4 separate regions of the Homo sapiens genome follow, and all the other regions are linked to region 1. A link is a contact called in ENCODE Hi-C or POLR2A ChIA-PET data. All regions are on one chromosome and are shown on one strand. Each heading gives the region's core, a stretch centred on a gene start or an enhancer-like site at or near the end of the contact. The rest is flanking DNA. Distances are from core to core; before and after follow the strand shown.

Region 1 (4,279 bases), core at 1,197-3,696:
TCTTACAACAACAAATTAAGTAATGAATGTATCTAACTGAGCCAAGCATATATAAAGTATGGTACTAGACACATCTTAACAGCTTCTCTTCCTTAAATTTGCAATCTAGAATGGAAATTTCAAAAACTTAAAAGTATTCAAAACTTAATATTTTTTTTTAGAGATGAGGTCTCGCTATGTTACCAGGCTGGTCTACAACTCCTGGGCTCAAGCGATCCTCCACACCTTGGCATCCAGAGTAGTTGGCATTACAGGTGCAAACCACCGTGCCCAGCTTAAGAGCTTATTTTTGAAAATTACCAATAAGGCAGTAGAACGAGTAATATTAAAATATCACTTTTAAGTCCTCTCTGTTTTCTGATCCCATACTGGACACATCCTCCTCCCCCAAAATGAAAATAACCTTTAGATATCTCAAGTGACAAGAACGTTAAAATTTCACTTTACTGGTTACTTGAATTTAACCTAAAGGTTTTGTCAGTTTTTAAATTAGTAAATATAGTGATAAAATTTATATGTAAAATATCTACATAATATTCTTACAAAACATCAAAAATCAAATTAGAATTTTCATTCATTTAACCATAAAACATTTTGCTACTAGGCGGCACAGGCTTTAAGACACACAACCTCCTCATTCCTCTTTATGAAGCTTAGTGCCCTGAGAGTGCCAGATAATAAGGCATCTTGTTATCTCATTTTTAAAAAACTTTTTTATTTTAGGCCTTTACAACACATGGCAGGTCTATATTAACTCCCACACCGAGTAGTCTCTCTTCAGCTAGATTTCTAGCCACTTGAGCTACTAATCATCACTTAAGAATGGTAGAATAAAAACACGACAATCTCTTTTTAAGCTTTTTAGCACGCCTCAATTTTAAATATGTTTGTGCACTCCTGTACACTTTCAGTCACCTAAATAAAATAGGATTATTTATCAAGATTATACATTGAATACTGTACAGCAACTTTTGTGGATACGGGGATCTGCCTACTGGGTCTGTGGGCTATGGAGACGTTGCTCGCCCCCATTTTGTTGTTGTATTATCACTTTCACCGAAGAACACAAGAGAAAAAAAGATTTCCGAAAATAAAGATGAGGCTGACTTCTGACCATTCACATTGGGAATGGGACAGAACCTTCTATTTCGGTGCAAGAACACAGCATATAAAAACATCTAGAGCAGAGGGTCCTAAATGAAAATATCCTCAGACTTACATGAAGATTTCTTAAACACCACAACATACCTAAATGTACCTGTATTTTCCTGCACTGGCTTTGAAATTTAAAAATGAAGCACTCTTTAACGAAGAGTGGACATTTCCAACCCTGCAACTAACTCATTCCTATGTTCTGTCAGTTACTTCTAAGGGTCCTTTCCGAGAAACAGTCAAAATTAGCAGGGTTCTCCCCTACCCCACCACCCTCGGGAATGGGACGTTCCCAAAAGCCAAACGAAAGGGGCGAATTAAGAGAGCAGCAGTTCAATGAATTATTCCATTACTCGTTTTAAATATCTGAGAACTTAAGTCGTTCATCTGGTTCCATTGCTGTCACAGCATCTAATATACAGTAAAAGGAGTTGCACATTTTCCCCTCTTCGGAAGAAGTCCTAGCAGGAAAGTGAGGTGCCACCAAATCGACCCCCGGGGGGGGGCTGCTGCCAACGTGGGCAGAAAACAACTATGGGGAGGGGGTCGTCTTTTTGTGAGCAACTCCGCTGCCTCCTGGGGAACATGGGAGCTGCAAGCTTACTGCTAGAGCCACGAAAGGAAAGAGAGAAGGAGGGAGAGATGCCTCCATGGGGAAAGGGAAAAAAAAGGATAAACCGTAGAGGATCAGAAAAGGAAGCATTTTGCTTTGAGGAGGGGGAAGTAGAAGGGAGAAGTGAAGGTCTGCTTCCTAAGCGATTTTTCCCTTCCCCTCACCCGCCGCTACACTCACAGGCCAGGCCGCCGCGCTGGGCACTGCCCTTGGGCCGCTCCCACGCACGGACGCAAACCCCTTTGCGTCCCTGGTCCCCGGTCCCCGGCCCCGGCGGAGGCCCCGCGGCCCGACAGCAGGAGAGGGTCCTGGGCAGCCGCCGCCCTCCCCCGCGCCCGCGCCCCCGCCCGCCGTCGCCCGGCTCCCGCTTCCTATTTTCGGAGTACACACCCTACAAGGAGCGGAGCGAGCAGGCCTGGCAGAGACCTGCCCCCGCGCGGGGCCTCGGGTGACGGACAGGGGCAGGCACTGGGCGCAGTAAGGATGGGGGAGGAAGGGCAGCCGAGGGCAAGGCCAGCTGCGGGCCAATGCCCTTCCCCCGCGACCAGACTCCGGGCCCACCCGCCCGGGCTGAGCCGGCTCCTGACAGCCCGCGCCGTCGCCCCCGCGACTCTTACCTTCTCTTCATCAGACAACTGCTCCTCCAGATCCGCCATCTTCCTTCTGGCGACAAACCGCGGCGGCGGCGGCGGCAGCGGCCACCTGACTTCCCCGTTTCCGTGCGGTCCTCAGCGCCGCGCGCCCCCGCTAAGGGAGGGGCCCGCCGCTCAGGCCGCCGCGCACGCGCACCCCGGGAGCCCCGCCTCCCTCGACCCGGCCCTCGCGGACTGAGCGCGGCTGTGCGCGTGCGCGGGCGCCTGGTGGCCGGGCGGGGGACCGTGTCTCGCTGGGCCGCCTGCTGCAGGCTTGCTAGCATCTTGAGTGCAGCGTGCTCTCCCCACTGTGACCATATGGGCTCAGTCTGCGATGAGTACATTCTGAGCCCTTCGTTATGTTTCCATCAAGTCCTGAACTCTGCCAGCTAAAATGTGAAAAGGTGTACAAATAGAAGCCTTTTAAACATTGTTTTTTCAAATATTAGAGAAGATAGTTGGCTTTCATTAAAATACACATCACGACCCTCTCCATAATTGAAAGATTGCTCTTGATATACTCCTTTATTCATCCAACAAATATTTTTTGGTTCTTTAACGGGGTGCGGGGCACTGTGTTAGTCTCTGGGGATACAGTGTTGAGGGGGAAAAAAGCAAGCTAGACATACATGTTCATAGCAGCACAATTCGCAATTGCAAAGAGATGGAACCAACCTAAGTGTCCATCAACCAATGAGTGGATAGAGCAAATGTGGGTATATACACCATGGAATACTACTCAGCCATAAAAAGGAACGAAATAATGCCTTTTGCAGCAACTTGGAAGGAGCTGGAGGCCATTATTCTAAGTGAAGTAACTCAGGAATGGGAAACCAAATATTTTATGTTCTCACTTATAAGTGGGAGCTAAGCTATGTGGGTTCAAAGGCATAAGAATGATAAAATGGACTTTGGGGACTGGGGAGGGGATAAATTACTACGTATTGGGTACAGGGTACACTGCTCAGGTGATGGGTGCACTAAAATCTCAGAAGTTACCGCTAAAGGACTTATCCATGTTACCAAAAATCCACCTGTATTCCAAAACTGTTGAAATAAAAAGAGAAACTTCCATACTCAAGAAGCTCATTTTCTACTCATTAAACAAACATATATTGAACAGTTGGGGCCGGGCGCGGTAGCTCAGGCCTGTAATCCCAGCAATTTGGGAGGCCTCCGTGGGCAGATCATCTGAGGTCAGGAGTTCGTGACCAGATTGGCCAACATGAAGAAACCCCGTCTCTACTAAAAATACAAAAATTATCCGGGGCGTGGTGGCGCATACCTGTAATACCAGCTACTCGGGAGGCTGAGGCAGGAGAGTTGCAGAAGTCATTGCAACCCGAGAGGCGGAGGTTGTCCCTGTCCCTGCAACCCGGGAGACGGAGGTTGCAGTCAGCCGAGGTCGCGCCACTGTACTCCAGCCTGGGTGACAGAGCAAGACTCTGTCTCAAAAAGCAAAACAAAAAAAAACAAAAACAGTTGGGGAAGGCACTGTACTATTCCAGGGGAATACAAAGCTATGTTAGACATGGATCCTACCCTCCTGAATAGGTTTGCCATATTAAATATAGGACACTTAATCAAATGTGAATTGCAGATAAGCAATCTTTTAAAAAGTATGTCCCATGAAGCAGTGGAGACATACTTAAACCAAAAAATTACTCATTGTTTTCAAATTTTACTGGACATCCTTTACTTTTATTTGCTAAATCTAGCAACCCTGCTTTTGAAGCTTGAAGTTTATGAGAGATTAAACATGTAATCAAAGCTGCGTAGATATGAATCAATTGGGAATCTTGTGAAAACGAAGTTGTTAATTCAATAGATGTGGCATGAGACTGGAGAATCTGTATTCTCCAGAATACAGCCTGTAGAATAA
Region 2 (4,508 bases), core at 1,790-4,289, 700 kb after region 1:
ACTTGGCAATTCTAATTACGATAGTTCTTTTCTTGATCTTGCTTCTAAAATTGCTTTTGCTCTACTTTGATTCACTGGCCTTAGTTCTCCCTGTTTATCCTTTTAAACTTTTCCTTCTTCAGGATATGTGTTCTTTGCTCATTAAAGCAATACATATGTGATATTTTTTAGATGCCAAACTATCCTGATAATCCTGTTTTGACAATATTCATCATTCTTAATATTCTTTTGAAAATGTGATATTTATAACTGATCATACAACACAGCTTAGTAGGATACTTATCTTCTCTTAGATAGGGATATTTCTAAAATAGACTAAGTCTATACTGTTTTCATTTTTTCTTTTGCATTAATTAGTTAATTAATCACTCTTTTTTTTTTAGCAGTCACATGCCATAGTTGGTTAATATTAAGCATGTGATCAACTACCAAAAATCCCCTTGGTCTTTTTCATGAGGATGACTGTTTATTCACATATTTGTTGTACTATGCAATCAATTTATAGAATATTAGGACTAAATGATCCACTTGTCAAGCATCTAGTCCAACCTTCTCATGAGAGAACTAGAGAACATTAAGGTTAATTTACTTAAGGAAGATTTACACAGCTTATTGGTGACAAAGCCAAGTTTAGCTTCATATCGAATGACTCCTATTCTGCACTCATTTCCCTGTATTCAGTTATTTCTTCTTGCTCTTAAAAGAATGTAAGGGGAACAGGTTTTATCATCTCCATTCTAAACATGATATAACTTAGAGTCAGGAATACTAAGTGATTTGTCTAAGGTTCCATGGGCAATAATGGCAACTGATTTTTTTGAACTGAAGTACAAAGCTGTTATTTTTCACATTTTCCAGGTACAGCCCTTTATGCTAGATTTTTAAGATTATTTTTAATTTTGACCCCATAATCCAGAAGATAACTATTCCTCCTATTTTTGTGCCATTTTAAAGGGTAATAAAAATAGAATTCTGCCAGCCAGAGTGGAAAATGGAAGCCTACTTGAATGCTTCAAGAGACTTTAACAAAGGTGTTGCATTAATTCCCCAGAGATGCCATAATAAATTACCGCAAACCCAGTGGCTTAAAACAAAAGAAATTTATTTTCTCACAGTTAAGGAGGCTAGAAGTCCAAACTTAAGGTGTTGACAGAATTGGTTTCTTCTAGAGGCTCTGAGGGAAAGCCCATGCGTCTCTCTTAGTATCTGGTGTTTGCTCACAATCCTGGGCATTCACTGGCTTGAAGAGGCATCACCCTAATCTGCCTCCATCTTCACATGGCTTTCTTGGTGTGTCTCTCTGTGTTTTTTCCTCTTCTCACAAAGACACCAGTCATTGGATTTAGGGGTCACCCTAAATATCCGATGATTTCATCTCAAGATCCTTAGTTAATTATACCTTCACAGACCCTATTTCCAAATATGGTCACCTTCTGAGGTTCTGGGTGAACGTGAATTTTGGGGAACACTATTTGAGCTACTTCACGAACTACTTATGAAATTGTGGGTAGAGTAAGAAGACAGATAAGAACAGGAAGTCCTTACCAGCCCTAGGCTTGAAGGGGCAAACAGGAAATGGTGCCTCAGCATCCCATTGAGAGCCAGAGCAGTGGAGGAGACATTCTAGCTGGGGAGAGATGTCGCCCTCACCAGGACACTCAGCGCAGAGCAAGTGGAGAATAGTAAAGGAGTACTCCAACCACTTCTTCCTCTCAGCATCTGATCTTCTTCAGATGATTCCCATTAGCCAAATTCAACCAGAAGCCAGCTGCAGTTCCCTATTACTGCTGTAACAAATGACCACAAGCTTGGTGGCTTAAATAATATAAATTTTTTATCTAACAGTTCTGTAGGTCAGAAGTCCTACAAAGGTCTCACTGGGCTCAAATAAAAGTGTCGGCAGGGCTGTATTCCTTTCTGGGGGCTCTAGAGGAGAATCCATTTCCTTGCGTTTTCCAGTTTCAAAATTCCCTCCATATTCCTTAGCTCGTGGCCAGCTCCTCCATTTTCAAAGCCAGCAATGGAAGATTGAGTCTTCACATAGCATCACCGACTTCTTCTGCCACATAAGGTAACATGTTCACAAGTTCCAGGGATTAGGATGTGAATGTCTTTAGAGGGGCCATTGTTTTTGCTTATCGTATCAGTTGATAGTCTATAGGATTCAGCCTCCTGGACAGGGCTGACTCCAAATTAGGTAGAGATGAGGCTTATACAGTGAGGAGCAGGCCATCTATAAGAAAAATAGTTCCAAATTACATTAGGCACAAAGTTTGGAAGAGGTAACATCTATGGAGTCCTGAGCTGAAGCTTCATTAGCTCCATAGTAAATCAGCCTTTGTTCCTGGGCACAGAGCAGGGCGAAGCAGGGTAGAGAATGGCATGGTGGGTAGGAGCAGTGGGGTAGGGCAAATGGGCAAGAATCAGAACAGCAGGTTTTATATTTTCCTCCTGAGAGCTGATTACAAGGTTGACTTGTTGGAGTCCATTGGTATTTAACCAATGCCTGTTCCTCAAAGCAACATCAATCTTCAAGCCTGAATCATCTGAAATTTGATCATCTTGTTCACAAGGATAGCATCAGCGATGGCCAACAGCTTAGTGAAATGGATTTATGCCATGCCTTCATAGAGCCTGGACTTCCTTCACCCACTGTTTCCTCTTACTGCAGTTAGGCAAATGCGTAGTAATGCTACTGAGCTTGGTGCATTCCCACTTACCCAGTAGTATTCCTTAACTTTTTAAGACAGTGTGGAATATTGGCACCTTTCCCTCCAGTCTTCCCCTCAAGTGGCCTGTAACAAGTTGTTCAGTCATTAATCCTGAAATGTTACAATGGAGCCTTAGATTTTAAAATCGGAAGTTCAGGTGTATTTTGTAGCCTATGGAAATTCCATCTAACCACAGCACATTCAAATCTAAATTTGCTACTTTCTTGTGACTGTGTAGTGTATTTGATACAAAATTTTCTTTCTAGACCCCCGAATTCTAGGACTTTACAGTGCAGTCATATGAGAGTGAGTCAGCAGTTTAATTCCAATCTGCGCCACCACCACCTAGGGACTTTCTAACAAGAACTAAGACTGTTATTACTTTTTTATTATGCAAGTAGAATAAAGAGGAACTACATTAACAAGAATAGAGAAGTGAAGAATACCAATTGCTGATGTCCTAATAGTTTTTAAAATATAAGAGTAAACTCCACTGTAGATTTTACTTTATGAAAATAGATCTATTTCCTGAAGAAAGTTTTGTTTTTAGATTGTTTGCTTTATTTGTTCTATTCTCTATGTTAGATGAATTCCCCTATTGCCTTGCTTGTACTAACCTTCTATATAGTAATTTCACTGAAAACAGAAAAAGTAAGATAATTAATTGTACTGATAGAATTAAGAGGTTAGCATGAATAACCTAATGATGGCATTTTGGCTAATGGCATTCTTTTCTCAAAAAGGTTCACTGAATTAACAAGTCACAAATAACCATACTGAAGTTGGATATGGGTCATTTCTAAGTTCACAGTGTGCGTTCTATTCCTTATAATCTATCAGCCAAGGTCTTCGTTTGATATTAATATCTTAAAAAGTGAAATTGCTCATTACATAGTAAACATTTCTTAGATTGTTTTCCCTGTTGATACTTAAATAAAATAGAAAAAGAAAATAACAAAGGTGTAAAAATAAAAGAAAACTCATGGAAAGGGAACTTACAATGAAGGTAGTGGTTATTTCAAGGCTGGCACCTTCTAGAAGGTCACCGTCTAACTTAAACAGTCCATGGAGCACATTTATGATTCAACAGCAGTGCCAACACACAATGCTACTTTAACATGTCCCATGCAAATTTTAAATACTGAAAGATCTCCACTGACCTTCCAGGTCGGTCACTTACAAGCTGTGTAATTATGGGCAAGGTTGTTAAATTGTTCAAGCCTTTATTTTCTGTTTTAAAATGGTTATTATAATATCTGCCCAGAATTGCTGTCAGAATTAGAAGTGATGTTTGTAAAATGCCTATTATCACCCCCAGCAATTGTGGTGCAGCATTACTAATATTATCATATTGCATAGACATTCATAATTATTTAATATTTTCCTGCATATTTACTTTAACATAAAAGAATCAAGCCTTAAAAATCTCTTGCTGGGGAATTATATGCATTCATTTGGAAATGGGAGTGATGATTCTGGGTGAAACATTTCTCAATCTTGCTCAGTCAAAGGGGTTTTCCACTGAGCATATGTTCTGCAGATGTTTATTAAAACATGCTTCTACATAAGTACCAGACATGGAGAGCTCAATTATTGCTAAATTTTCCATGGTCTATTTTATAATTCTTAATCTTTGAACTCTGGACCACTGATAATTTTAAAAGTAATAGGAGGAGGAATAAAATTATTTCCAGCAAAATTTTGTGTATGTACAAAGGATGTAAATGCTTACAAAAACAAGTGTATAAGCATGGAGTTTTTATAACGAATGACAGCAAGGAAAGTCACCCACTGACT
Region 3 (4,323 bases), core at 1,306-3,805, 550 kb after region 1:
GATTTCACTTTTAGGTATTGATCCATTTTGAGTTAGTATTTGTATGTAAGGTATGCTTTAAAGATCTCTCTTTCTTTTGTTCCTCCTTCCCTCCCTCCTTCCTTCCTCTCTCTCTTTTTCTCTCTCTGCATATTGTCTTAGTTTACTAGTGTTGCTATGATAGAACACCCAAGACTGGATAATGTGTAAAGAACAGAAATCTATTTCTTACAGTTCTGGAGGCTGGGAAGTCCAAGGTGTCTGCAGATTTAGTTGTCTGGTGAGGGCCGTCCCCTGATTCCAAGATGGTGCGTTGTTGCTGCTTACTCAGGAGAGGCAGAACACTGTGTCCTTATATGGTGGAAGGCAGAGGGCAAGAGGGTCAAATGTTGAGTGAAGCTCCTTTTATGAGGGCCTTAATCCCACTCGTAATGGGAGGAGCTCTCATTACCTAATAACCTCTGAGAAGACCCACCTTTTAATGTCACTGCATTGGCCATTAAGTTTTAACACCTGAATTTTGAAGGGGACATATTCAAACTATAGGACATGTGGATATCAAATTGTTTCAACACCAATTGTTTCTGCACTGAATTGTCATTTCCCATTCAGTTTGATGCTAGCTATAGTATTTTGGTTATTTGTTTTTTAAATGGATGCCTTTATCAAGTTAAGGGAATTCCCATCTATTCCCAGATTACTGAGTGCTGTTCATTCTATCATGAATCTATATAGAATTTTGTCAATTATATTTTCTGCACCTATTGAGATGTTCGTCTGTTTTTTATATGGTGAATTACGTCAATTTATTTCCAAATGTTTGCCCTGCACTCTCATAATAAACCTCATTTATTCATGATGTATTATTCTTTCTATATGTTGTTAAATTTCATTTGCTATAATTTTCTCAAGGTTTTTCGTACCTATGTTTATGTGGGATATTTAATGTTGTGTAGTTATCTTTTCTTGTAACATCTAGATTTTGGGTTAAGGTAAGGCAGCCCTCCCAGATAAAGTGGGAAGTATTTCCTTGTCTTAAATTTTCTGGAAGAGTTTGTGTATAATTGGTTTTATTTATTTACTAAAGGTTTGGTACAATTTAACCATGAAAACTTTGGTGCCTGGAGTTTTGTGTGTGGAGGTTTTTAGCTATAATTTCAATTTCTTAAATAAATGTGGGGCTGTTCTGGTACTCTCTTTTTCCTCTACCTGGGATTTCCTCCATTCATTGCCTACCCCTCCCTCCCACTCAACAAGAGTCACTACTACAAGTCCTTTCAGATCAGCTCATCTCTCACTTTCCCAAAGCTTTCCCTAACATGTACCCCTTTTTCAAGGTTTCCTCCCTTATGCCAACAACACCCTGTGCATGACTACTATTGATTTTATAGCAGCATATAGAGAATATTAAAAATTCTCTATATGAAAATTTTTTCTATTTGTGTGTTTTCTTTCCCAACAGACTATACAATTGAGGACAAGAACTATGTCATTTTTATTATCATGTCCTTGGTATCTATACAAATAAAACATGGATTTACACATATTACACACTGCATCTATTACATAAGCATGCAATGAAGATATAGGTTCATATGTGCATATATATGTATATTTACATTAGATATGTATATACATACTTTAACATACATGTAACTGTATACTTTATGTACTTATATGTATATAAGTAATTCACCTATATACGTATATGTAAAAGTCATATATGATAGTCATATATATGTAAAAGTCTGTTTTTGCCAGTTTTTTAAAACAAAAATCATCAGCATCATAATTTATTGAAGTCGACTGCCCTTTCTTAACCTTATGAGATTTAAAAAATGTTTGGAATTTTTTTTAAGCCCATGAAGTTTACTCTTGTGAGGAAAGCCAGGTTGAGGGCAATGGCATTTCCACATTTTCTGGGGCTTAATTGAAAGAACATAGAGAGAGGGCTGGGTGCAGTGGCTTATACCTCTAATCCCAGCACTTTGGGAGGCCGAGGCTGGCGGATCACCTGAGGTTGGGAGTTCAAGACCAGCCTGACCAACATGAAGAAACCCCATCTCTACTAAAAATACAAAATTAGTCAGGCATGGTGGCGCATGCCTGTAATCTCAGCTACTCAGGAGGCTGAGGCAGGAGAATTGCTTGAACCCGGGAGGCGGAGGTTTTGGTGAGCTGAGATTGCACCATTGCACTCTAGCCTGGGCAATAAGAGTGAAACTCTGTCAAAAAAAAAAAAAAAAACTATATATATATAGAGAAAGGTATGTATCAAGCCTGTTAATGACCACGGGCCATCTGTGTAGTCACACAAAAGTGTCTAGTTTTCTTCCACATTTCTATGTGTCTTCTTTAGCATTTTCCTTTCTAAAAAACAGGCTCTATAACTGGGCACACTTGAACCCCACAATTAGTCATGGATGTGGTGATTCATCAGGCTGGCTTCTAAGTGCAAGCAGCCCTGGCCTTTCTAAGCCTTGACTGTTGGCAACTCTTTTTTCCCCGCTCTGAATCAGACGTGTATTTGTTTGAGTAATCAAGAAAGAACTGTCTGTCTTGTGACCTTAGAGGCTGGTGAAAGGGAGCAACTGAGTGTTTTTGGCACAGGAAGGTTAGTGAACAATGCAAATCTGTAGATCAGAGAGCACGCTGCTTGGCTGCTGACTCTGGGCAGACTTGAATGTCACAGAATGCTCTGATTGCCGGCAGGGTTTTTCACCCTCTGCCGAAAGCCATTTTAATATAAGCAGAATAGATTTCAGGTATTCCAGAAACCATTCTTAAACTTTCACTGTGTTCATGTTGTTAAATTCTATACCTTCTATTAAGACTTGCAGTCTTTCTGAAATGAGCATTTTGAATCTGACTGTGATAAGAGCCAGTGAGAGACAGCTTTACACATGGATGCCACTGGGAAGAAAGCACATCAAGTAACCCTGCTGAGGAATGAATGAATCAGCCTAATGCAAATTAGGTGAGAAACTGGACCGCACAGAGGGGATGTTGAAACCATTTTAGAGATGAGTGAGAGGGATGATAGCCAGTGAGTGAGCCCAAGAACTTTGATGACAATGAAGGCAGAAGAATCTGGTGGACGCAAAGGATTCACTTCTTATAATGAATTCACTCATCCCATTTGCCTGTTAATCAATGGGTGTTTTAAAGATGCCAGTTGGAGGAAGTCCAAGTGTTCAATTTTAAAAATGCCTATTAGATTAATTACAAGAAAGTCTCTCTCTCTCTCTTTCTTTCATCTGTCATTTTTTCTCTTGTTAGGGGTATGCAGGAGGTCTTCTAATAGACCAGAGAGAGATACAAGCCACAATTCGGGAAAATATCCCAGTAGACTCCTCTCTGCCTTATGTTTGGCATTCTTGAAATCTACGCTATCTGTCTTGAAATCTTTGAACAATGTACAATAATCTTATGCTTGCCCAGGGAAACCTGTTCCATTAGATGAGGTGAGTTGGTTACATACCTTCTTTGACTTGTGTTCCCAAGTGATCTTATTCCAAATATGACTTGGGGACACTTGTATGTGCCGTTCTGATATTGTCCTAAAAGGAAATTATTTTGGAAGTAAAGCCACTGATAAAATCAGCTCAGGAAAATGCACTTTGCAAATATGAGAATATAGGCATTATTAAAAGCCATGCTATAAAAATACCAATGGTTATTTTTACTGAGAGTAGTGTTAAATTTATGGGAGGCTATTGTTTTGGACTAAGCTCTTGCACTAGGCCCAGAAGAACAGACCAAACCAGAATGGAATCACTAGTGCTAGGTCCCCAAACTGGACTTTAAAATCAGCCAGTTAGAAAACAAACAAAAAAACCCCCAAAAAAACACAAAACAACAACAACAAAAAACAGATTCACAGCAATCAATTAAAAGGGGCCCAGTCAACCTGAGCTGACATAATAAGAAAGTCCCCTGGCTCTGCTTTATCCTTTTAAAGAAAGTAACTTTGAAACAACCAATCGGCTTTCTGTTCCTGTTTCTGCTTTCTTCAGGCTTTTCTGCCTATAAAGCCCACTGCCTCTCCTCAGCTTACTAGCGTGCTTTTCTGTTTCATAGATGGGATACCGTCTGATTAATGAATCACTAATAGTTTAGATCATTAAACTAAATTTGTTGAAATTTTTATTTTTTGACAGTAGTTACACAAGAACAATAAAATACCCTTAAGAGGAAAGTGAGAATATCTCATCCGAGAAATGTGAGACAGACAGAAAAAGGTTTAAATAATTGTATTCAAAAGCATTATGTAAACGACAAATAACACATGAAAGTCTAATCTGAAAGGAATGGGAATTAATGTTATAAAGGGAGACAAACAAA
Region 4 (4,573 bases), core at 336-2,835, 630 kb after region 1:
TATCTCATTAAAATCTTACAGAACTATATAAAATGCTTACAAAGTAGGCAATATGATTTGCCATTTTTGAAATGTTTTTGCTGAAACTCAGAGACTATGAAACTTGCTTAAGATCAAAATGTTAATAAATGGTAGAGATTTGAGTTCAAGTCTTTCTGACTCCAAGGCCTGTGCTCTTCTGCCTGAAGTTGTAGGGAGGCAAGGAGTGGAGAGCTGTATTATCACCCTTGCTATAGCAAACCCTTTTCTTCTTTACCATATTAAACAATAGTCTTTGAGAACTTGCTGAGACATGGCCTAATAAGTGGAAGGAGTGGGGTGCAGATGGCAGAAGGACACAAGGTTGTAATTAAGCTCTTTTACCCAACGACTGATATTGGAAAAAAAAGAGTAGCCAGCCTTACATCAGTACAGTGGCAAACCACCAGTAATCAGATTACTCTGTGTTTTAAATATCACATCAGTGACCATGAGGAATTAGTTACTGGTTAGTGCCTAGAGTAGCAGTTCAAGCTGGACAAGTAATAGGTATTTTTCAATGGCCCTCTTTTGTAACTTTACCAAGCTGTGTTTGTCACTATGCAATCAAAACCACATTGTAACTGGTTCCTTGAAAGATCAGTCTGACATGTCCTGAAGTTTAAGTGAAGCCTTTCCTTTTGTCCTAAAGAAAATGACCACATCCTTTTTCCATAATTAAGGCCATATTCAAACCCAACTGGTCCACACAGTTGCTTAGGAAAACCCACAATACTTTTAAGTTAGACCATATAAAGTATACTCTCTAAAGAATAAACAACTGTCCAGCATTAGCTAAGCTTTATCATCTTTGCCATGTCCATATTACCAATTTTCAAAAGAAATGAAAGTCTTTAAATTGTATATTTAGTGTCAACACTAAGCTTTTTTTTAAAGCAATTAAATTGTTTCCTTGTCACTGATGATCACAGTTCACACAGTATGGAAATAATGTAGGTTAAACAAAAGACAGAGGGAAACTTTTCTGGTCTTGTGTAATAAGCATAGTTACATGTTTTCTCCATTACAATATCCATAGTAAAATGAAAAGCAAATCCAAAAAAGTTTTCTTTTTCAGGCCCTTTCTAATTTTCCATTACAGAAGAGTTAGTTCTGAATGTGCCTGGAGTATGGATATGATTCATACTATGTTCATGCATCTCCTGCTAAATAAACTCTAATCCCAAATGAAAATTTTGATTACATTATTAAGGCTTAATCACATAGCTTAGCTTAAATCAGAGGCTTTTAAACTCTCTTTTATATAATTCACAACATGGAATAAATTTTACCTCATGACAAAGAACTTGCACATACACATACAAACTTACATGTGTGTATAAAATCCTGATATTTGTGGACAGATAATATCTAGAAATATGCTTCTGCCTCTAAATTAAATGGCCACTTAAATTCTTGCATGCCTTCAGATTGGAATTGCCTGGTCTGAACAACACTGGGCTTATAAAAGACTGCAAACATCCTGGAACAATACCATCTCATTCACTATTTCTGAATCCAACTTGAAAGTTCAGCAAATGTAACTAGAACCTCCATGAGTCAGCAGTTTTTACACTAAGGCTTTGGAGTAGCTCGCTACTGACTTACAAAGTCAACTTTGCAAAGGGGCAAGTTGTTTTCTCCTACCAACTTTTTATCTTTGTAAATCAAAAATAAAATTATAAACCCATGAAGCATCTGAATGGACCCCACCTCTTGGCCAAGGTCATTCCAAAGTGAGCCTGAAAAACTAGTTCAGGCCATGATAGGAAATGGGGAGCTGGGGGTGGGTGGGCGCTGCTTCACAGCTGACCAGCATTAGCAGAAACACAGAGACCTAAGACTGACAGAACAGACTCTGATAAGAAACATTGACAATCTATTCTCTCTGACACCTGCTACCAGGAGGCTTCATCTACATGATAAAACCTTGGTCCTTACAAGCCCCCTTATCATAACCCAGACATTCCTTTTTTTGGATTTCAGGTCTTTAGATAATAAGGCTTTCAACTAATCACCAATCAGAAAATCTGTGAATCTGCCCATGACCTGGAAGGACCGCCCCCCACCTCCAGTGGTCCTGTCTTTCCAGACTGAAGCAATGTACATCTTTCATGTATTGACGGATGTCTGTAATATGTATAAAACCAAGTTGTAGCCTGACCACCTTGGGCACATGTTCTCAGAGTCTCCTCAGGGCTGTGTCATAGGCCATTGATCACTCATATTTGGCTCAGAATAAGATCTTCAAATACTTTTACAGAGTTTGACACTTTTCATCAATATATTCTTAAAATAGCTATCATTTTATTTATTAGAATTACTAGAGCTGGTGGTATTTCATGAACTGCTGCTCTTTTAAAGTCTCCCACATATTCTTATTCTGGACAGGACTAGGCATCTCCCTCATGTAAGAGATCAGGAAAATAGAATCCAGAGAGGAGGGATAATTTGCTCCTGGTTGCACAGCTACTCAATAGCAAACCAGACCTAAAACTCAGCATCTGGCTCCTGCTCTACTGTTCTTTTGGGGCAGAGGACTAGCGTGTCAAATGGGAGCTCTTGTCTTCCAAAGAGTCACTAGCTAATTTCTGCCCCAAAGAAAAGAACTTTCTTTTCCAGAAACACTCTTGCACCATCTCTAAGTGTAGATGACTTTCTGAGAGCTTTAAAAAGGAAGACAAGATAAATAAGGAAGGCTGGGGAAGCTTCGCTGAAGGAGAGGTGCATGAATTACAATGGAAAGGCTGAGCAGTATCTAATTTGGCTCAGAGAAGTGCATTCAGGGCAGAGGAAACACCATACACAAGGCCTGTGGCAGAAGAGGGCAAAGGAAGAGCCAAAAAATTGTAAAGCACTTTCAGAGTGACAGGGCTGGCCTTGTAGCAGGCGGAGTACTTTGTTTTGTTTTCCTTTTCATTTTCCCAAGGAAGAAACTAAACCTCTTGAAGCATTCAATGCCATGTCTTAGGCTACCAGCTTAACAGAGGATGACATCCTCAGAGACAGGAGAGACTGGTAAAGAGGAAAGCCACAGGGCAACAGGGGAGGGTGAGGAGCAAGAGCACCTCTCAAGCTCTGCTAGCAGAAGCTCAGGAAGCCCTCACAGGGACCAGGAGACCAGGCCTTGGGAAAAGCAGTAACTTGAGAAATTGGCTCTGTAGGCCGCTCTGGAAAACCCAGAAAGTATTGTTCCAGGGTTCTTTTGCCCTTGGGACCTGCCTGGAAGGCCAACTTAATCTCTTTATGGACTCTTTCCAGTTAGATTTGTGACTGCCTGGAAAAAGTGCCCCTCTACCTTTCCAAACACAAACACTTTCATTTTCCCCACATGCTCAGACCTAAGTGTGAGGGAACTTTTAAACATCACAGACAGAGAGCAAGTAAGTGAAAGAGAGTGGAATGGGTCACGGCAATATGATACACTTTCTCCTACTATAACCCAATGGAAGCAGTCCTAATTAAAAACAAACACACACACCAAACACAAACAAAAATGACACCAAGTTTTCAAAATCACTTTTAGCAGCTAGAGAAATTAGAGTTTCAGACTGGCAATAAACTTGTTTTCCTGAGAACATTTCAGTAAGAAATTTATTTTATAGCTATAAGTATATAGCTACAAAACTTAAATCTCATTGATACCAGCACTGAAGATCTCTGACTTATGCCACATTATTGGGTGAGAACTTTTTCCATATTTTTATCCTCTTTATCAACCCTCTGTTAGGAAACAAAAACAATGCCTTTCCAAGAAAGAAGATACGTGATTCACACTCTAGCATTTTCCTTGTTTAGGATGTGCCTAGTTTCAGATTGAATTATAATTTAGAATGCAGTTGTTAAATCCAATTTATATTATAAAATTACACAGTAGCAGACATACCTCTACCAGTGTGAGGCAAATTTCTTCCAACTGAGGCATCTAATCATCTGCTATTCTCCCCTTCATAAGTCAAATGCATATCAGATGAAGGGAAGCATATGGACTCTAATCTGTGGTAAAAGGAGTTTCACAGCCAGAACTGCCCCAAGTACAGTTTCTTAGGGCCTATTTTGGGCAGAGTGTCACAAGAACTGAGGTTCCTCAACTCCTCTTGGTTTCAGTTCAAGGATTTGGAACCCCATCTACTCTAAGGGCTTCTCTAATTTCTCTCCATTATTCACTTTGTATTCAGGATTCCCTGAAGTCCAGGACCCAGAATTCTTCTCATCTCTTCTCTTTACCCTCAGCATAGACCACACCTTCTCCTTAGTGTTCTTCTCCTTTCCTGAAGAGCCAAGGCTATGACTATTCTTGGACATCCAAATCTTGTAGGTTAGTTTCTGCCTACAAGATGTCTACAGATGTCTGGGCTGGAGAACTCTTGGTGAGGGATATAAATAGGGAAGGTGTTATTTAATGATGCCCAGGGTGCGAGAGAGAGTGGCAGGGAGGAAGGTGAGCCCAGAGAGGCTTAGCTCCTCAGCTAAGGCGAACTAGCTGTTTAGAAAGTGAAATCTAGACCCTTGGACAAATATAACCAAGATAGGTGTACCTGTATGTCATATCTAT

The links. Hi-C counts contacts between places; a loop is a spot of excess contacts on that map. ChIA-PET counts read pairs that join two places held with the same protein, here RNA polymerase II (POLR2A). Pooled maps may share reads with other maps.
Region 2: a loop to region 1 is called in a pooled map, with 2.6 times the contacts of the local background. The contact joins the enhancer-like site here to the promoter of CAPZA2 in region 1. A Hi-C loop is called at or near these places in 2 of 168 maps with a recorded cell type or tissue (B cell and PC-9) and 6 of 50 pooled maps.
Region 3: a loop to region 1 is called in a map with no recorded cell type, with 12 times the contacts of the local background. The contact joins the enhancer-like site here to the promoter of CAPZA2 in region 1. A Hi-C loop is called at or near these places in 3 of 37 single-sample maps with no recorded cell type and 3 of 50 pooled maps.
Region 4: a map of ascending aorta shows a loop between it and region 1 (2.7-fold over the local background). The contact joins the enhancer-like site here to the promoter of CAPZA2 in region 1. A Hi-C loop is called at or near these places in 3 of 168 maps with a recorded cell type or tissue (CD4-positive, alpha-beta T cell, ascending aorta and sigmoid colon) and 4 of 50 pooled maps. POLR2A ChIA-PET finds 5 or more read pairs at or near these places in 1 of 52 experiments (GM12878).

Annotation. Positions count from the first base shown.
Region 1 is chr7:116,860,754-116,865,032 of GRCh38, reverse strand. It overlaps CAPZA2 (capping actin protein of muscle Z-line subunit alpha 2), which reads right to left and starts at 2,446. Exons shown (of 10, transcript NM_006136.3): 1 at 2,383-2,446. The coding sequence starts at 2,421. RefSeq lists a silencer at 1,959-2,698 and enhancers at 2,065-2,827, 2,779-2,828.
Region 2 is chr7:116,164,467-116,168,974 of GRCh38, reverse strand. No RefSeq gene overlaps it. Among named protein-coding and RNA genes, the nearest start is that of TES, 44 kb to the left of the region's middle. RefSeq lists an enhancer at 1,319-1,833. Within about 2 kb of position 3,039, at least 2 of the 41 ENCODE cell types and tissues checked have a DNase peak (open chromatin) inside an H3K27ac peak, as active enhancers do.
Region 3 is chr7:116,315,648-116,319,970 of GRCh38, reverse strand. LOC105375463 (a long non-coding RNA gene) reads right to left here. Exons shown (of 7, transcript XR_001745336.2): 4 at 3,461-3,539; 5 at 212-330. Among named protein-coding and RNA genes, the nearest start is that of TES, 110 kb to the right of the region's middle. RefSeq lists enhancers at 2,503-2,652, 2,753-2,832. Within about 2 kb of position 2,555, at least 23 of the 41 ENCODE cell types and tissues checked have a DNase peak (open chromatin) inside an H3K27ac peak, as active enhancers do.
Region 4 is chr7:116,229,068-116,233,640 of GRCh38, reverse strand. All of the region lies in intron 1 of TES (testin LIM domain protein), which reads right to left. Among named protein-coding and RNA genes, the nearest start is that of TES, 21 kb to the right of the region's middle. RefSeq lists enhancers at 2,806-2,885, 2,956-3,025, 3,970-4,089. Within about 2 kb of position 1,585, at least 7 of the 41 ENCODE cell types and tissues checked have a DNase peak (open chromatin) inside an H3K27ac peak, as active enhancers do.